Linked DNA regions of Homo sapiens: region 1 is linked to region 2. Evidence: chromatin loops called from intact Hi-C (ENCODE). Cell type or tissue: heart left ventricle. All regions are shown on one strand. Region 1 overlaps TP63 (tumor protein p63). Region 2 overlaps TP63 (tumor protein p63).

Region 1 (2,500 bases), 49 kb after region 2:
TATTTATAAAATAGGGATGATAATTCAAGTCAATTATCTGTTATCTACAATTCTGAAGTTCCAAGAGCTCTGAAAATCAGAAGTTGGTTCAGTTTTATTTTGATTTCTTAAGTTTGTGGCACACTCATTTGATGGTGAAACCCAGGTTTCGTAGTCATTTATCAGTTAGTGTGAATATTTATGAATTCTGCAGAAATAATGTTTGATCTTATGGTGCTACCCTAAATTCTGCTGGATACATTCATATGTTATGCAAACTACTATTTTTCTAAAATCTAAACAATTCTGGATTCTGAAAATTCTGGCCCCTGTGGTTTCAGATAAGAGACAGTATGCTTGTAATACCTTCCTCTTAGGGTTGTATCAGGATAAAATTTCTTAAGGCAGAACTCAGTAAACGATGAAGCTATTATTATTTATCATTAATTAAGCTTAAAAATTAGATTCCCACCCCCATCCCCGAGAATGAACAAGAATTAGCACTTGACGATCCTTAATTTTATTCTTAATGCTTTTATACTGTACTCTCTCGAGCTTGATTTATAGTATATCAGTTATTAAAATGGAATGTTTTCCTTAAGAAACTTCTACGCTGAACACTTAACCTTCATTTCTGCAATCTTTACATACTTGGAAGGATACCTTATTTGCCTTTAGGTATTAGTTGACAGACTTATTTTTCAGTCATCTTTCCTAAGGGTCATCTTACGAAATTCATGGTTAGATTATGCGTTATATACCTCCTAACGAAAACACGAATGGATATGCTTATTTTCTTCAAGTTCTCAATAAAAGGAAGTTCTTAACATGTCATAAAACAAGTTCTGTGTAAGTCTTTAGTTAAAAGCACTAGAGCAAAAATACCCATCTAGATTTCATTCAGTGTTTCCCAAGTAGAATTTTATTTTTGTGGTTGAAGTTTGGCATGTTTCCTATTTCTTCAAGCTATATAAAACCCTTTTGCTGCGTCTAATCCATGGCCTGCGGACATGGAGGACTGATTTTGCAATACTTTTCTAGCATTGGGAAACTTCTAACTAAAAATTTTGTGTGCTGGAATACTTGGAAGAAAAGGAAAGGTCATTTAAACAAATACTATATTTTAAAATGAAGAAATAAAGCAACATTTTAAATGTGTGATTTTTGTTAAGATACTTGCCATTAGTGAGAGTTAGGGTGGGACATATCAGTAACGAATCCGATTGCCACTATGGCTCTGCCCCCCCACCATCTTTCCTCTGGGAGGATGTTGGGGCCAACTTACGATTGCAACCTGTGTGTGTGTTTATCCTTTGTTTGGATACATGTTACTAGGTGCCCCACTCTTGGCCAGCAATTCCAGTGCCTGGGTGGTTTGCCTGAGCAAAGTGCCTGAGTGGCTAGGAATGTAGAGATAGGGCTTTGACCCAGAGCACAGGGATGATAAGGTTTACTATAGTGTAAGGATTAGAATGAAGGTTCTCTTCTGCTTCAGAAGTGGGAAGAGGAAGCAACACAGGATGGGATCTCTATCTGGTTCTAGGTCTCAGGCTTTCTCCAGCCCGTTTTGCCAACTTACAAGCAACTAACCACCACTAAACTTCCTCTCCCTGGAGAAGGAAAAATTTCACTCACTTGTGAGTGAGAAGATCTGCATCCAGATCCTTTCTGTGCCATGATTAGCTGTGCTACATCAGGCCCGGTGTTTTCAGGAGTTTAGGACCAAACAGCCCCTTTCAGCTCTTGCATTCTCCTAGTCTTTGACATCAGAAGGAAAGTGCAGGCGTTCAAGGGAGTTCTTGTTTTACAGTTTCAAGCGATCTGACGTCAGGCGAAATCTCTTCACTCTCTAACAGATATTCCATCTTAAAAAAAATCCCATGAACCCTAATTCCTGTGAGTGTCTCTAAAGTATATTAAAGACTGGATTAATTGTAATCTAGGCAGAAATCTGTCTTTGTGGTTGTTGTTTAATATCACTCAGTACATGCCAATACTCTTCTTTCACTTAGCTTCTGGTAATCTATGAAGCTACTCGTGGTTTCATTCATTTAAACCCCTCTGAGCCTCAGCTTCTTCATGCTAAAGGAAAATAACAGGAAATAATGGCATAAATGTGTTTTGATAAACATAAAACCTTTTGTAAACATGGGGTTTTATTTATGATAGCACAAAATATTAATATAACTTCCTCTAATAACATTGACATACGTCACATCTATAGTAGCCAGTAGTAAACAGGCAGCATGCAGCTCTAAAAAGTGGACAGATTTTCATTGTTCTGATTTGGAATGTAACAATATCTCCTGTTGGTTCTCTCCTTCCTTTCTCCACTGGCCCCAACTCTAAGCAGTATTCCACTGAACTGAAGAAACTCTACTGCCAAATTGCAAAGACATGCCCCATCCAGATCAAGGTGATGACCCCACCTCCTCAGGGAGCTGTTATCCGCGCCATGCCTGTCTACAAAAAAGCTGAGCACGTCACGGAGGTGGTGAAGCGGTGCCCCAACCATGAGCTG
Region 2 (2,500 bases):
TTTGGGCTATTAACATGCATACTTTATAGAGGGACTGTGATACTATCCACTATCCAAATATATGAATAGATGGTATAGGGTGATAACAGCCTCTCCTGCATGCAGACTTCTGCAGGCTGGCTCTGCTGCTTTCCGAAGCCTGCCCAAGCAGATGTAGGCTCTCCTTGCCAGTGCAAGGAGAGGCCCTTTCCAGATTTAAGAACCTGTTGATTTTTGACATTCGTTCCTCATTTTTAATCTGATGCTTCATGATGGGAATGCCTTTTTGTATTCTTTGTGTTAAGGAATAACAGTGGGCCTTACTTATGGCAGACTCAAGATATTAATGTATAATGACAAACTACTGGAAGCAACCTGATCAGTCACCCGTGAAAAACTAGATGGCATGTTATAAGCAATAACCATACGGCCATTAGAAAGAATTCTCTGTACTGATAAGGAAAGCTTTGGGAGTTGCTGGTGAGGGAAAAAGAAAGCTTTCTGTGGCACCTGCTTGAGAATTGAGAGTCCTGGTAAGGAACCCCACTTGTAGGGGCGGTGTTTCTTTGTGCTCCCCTCTAGTGATGAGGCTTCTTGGTGAACATAGTTCAGTCTGTCTTGATTATTGGCCTCACACACCTTTGCCAGTTGGAGAGCTATTTTTCACCGCTCATGACACGAGAGTACTCTCTGTGTGCATACGCCATGAAAATCCTCAGGTTGTTTTTTTTTTTGCATTGTTTTGTTTTTTAAATTGTGTTCAGACTGAAGTAAGGACCCTACCCTTGGGACATAGGATCACTTTTTGCTGTTGTATCTTTCTCCTGTCATTGACCTCAAGGTCTTGTATGGCAGACTCCCTGATCTAGTGCCCAGCACAATGTCCAGCACACAGTAAACCTTTAATAAATGGGAAGGAACTTTTTTTCTCTCATAATTAAAGGAAACAATTGTAGTTCCCAGCAGGAGCCCTCAATTCTGACTCTGATTGTTAACTGCCCGTGAATTTGTTCCCTGTAGCCTTCACCCATGATTTATAGAGAGTGTTCTTCCTTTGCCTTTCTTAACCATGCCAGCTTCGTGTCATGTTCAGAGCTGTGGAGAATTTGACTTGAGCAAGTGGAGAGATTAGGGAGGTGGCGTTTGAAAGGGGAACAGCCAGTTCCCGGGAGAGTTCCATTGATCCCAGCATATGGGTCTTGGTCTCGCAAGCTCACTCCCTTTGGCTCCGCAGGCAGGCTGAGATGCGCGCCTGCGGCCCACCCTCCCTGTCATCAGGTTACCTGTAATGTAAGACTTTTAGAAAAAGGCTGCCAGCTCTGCAGAAATCTAATGCAACCCAGCCAATTGCGTGGCCCTCTGGAATTTAGAGACTCTTAAGAATAGCCCATCAAAGGACAAGATGTACAGACAAACTCTTCGATGGTAAATAGGATTTATCAGTTTTCTTTCACAGTGGAAGCACTTCCCCCATTAAAGTCTGAGTCTCATCTGGGGCTTGATCTAATCTTACAATTCAGTGGCTGTTAGATTTTATTGGTGAGGGGCAGAAGTCAGTAGCTCGTGCCACTGGTACATGTGTTCGTGTTTATCATAACAAGATAATTTTTACTTCTTGCCATAGCTGTTTCATAAATTATGTGAGATGTGTATCAGGTGCCTTTTTGTGCCACTCCCATGATGAAGAAAATAATAGCATTGAGCATATTAATCTGTTATCTAAACTATTTCTTAGTTCACAGAGTATTGAGGAAGAATGTACTAAATAAAGTGCTTAGAGATTTTTGGTGATGGTTCAAGTAACTTACCTCTAGGTTTTGGATTTAAAATGAATATTCATTGTAAGGCATGCTTCCGAAGAGTTGTTCCCTCATCCAGAGCAGAATAACTGAATCAGCGTTCTTGCCTGAGTTTTAGATTGACTCTAGGTTAACGTATTCGTGATGAGCCAGTTTAATCTAATCTAAGGCTTATCAGCCTCCCATACTATTTTGAGTGATTTGTTCACTGCACCGTGGAGTGTCTATTTAACATTAAACTGATCTTGATTTATTGCATGTGAACATTATAAAAACTATTGATTTTAAAAATGAATAATTTAAATAAAGCTTATATTTCTTTTCCTACTACAAAGAGTAACAGCAAAAATCCTCTGCTTTTCCCTTTTCTTCTTTCTCCCTATTCTTCTCCTCTTCCCGCATTTCTTCTCCCCCTTCTTTCTACTCCCTCCTTCTCTTTTTTCCTTCATTTATGTTATTATTGTTAGTTAATTTGGTTTTGTAGGTATCATCAGCTACATGGTATCTTTCTTTATTTTTTTTTACTATAGCTTCACTCTTCTCCATAAATTAATATGGAGAACATGATATATATCAATCACCGTGGAAATTTTTATCAGGATTAAATTATCACAACCTTTTCATGTAACAAATCACTTTGGTGAATAATAATGGGCTGCTTTAGAGGTAGCAAACCCAAATGTCATTGGAGTCAGGGAGGTAGCATAAATGAGCCGAATGAT

What was found. Hi-C counts contacts between places; a loop is a spot of excess contacts. Peaks named below come from ENCODE experiments on the same cell type or tissue, not always from the same donor. Only the 100,000 strongest peaks of a DNase experiment are listed, where the experiment ranks them.
Region 1: a loop joins it to region 2, with 2.1 times the contacts of the local background. A loop is called at or near these places in 3 of 110 quality-filtered maps.

What each region holds. Positions count from the first base shown.
Region 1 is chr3:189,861,900-189,864,399 of GRCh38, forward strand. It overlaps TP63 (tumor protein p63), which reads left to right. Exons shown (of 14, transcript NM_003722.5): 5 at 2,333-2,500. Among named protein-coding and RNA genes, the nearest start is that of MIR944, 33 kb to the left of the region's middle. In heart left ventricle, no CTCF peak of the experiment used is centred here; a DNase peak (open chromatin) is centred at 1,312.
Region 2 is chr3:189,812,894-189,815,393 of GRCh38, forward strand. All of the region lies in intron 4 of TP63 (tumor protein p63), which reads left to right. Among named protein-coding and RNA genes, the nearest start is that of MIR944, 16 kb to the right of the region's middle. In heart left ventricle, no CTCF peak of the experiment used is centred here; a DNase peak (open chromatin) is centred at 1,228.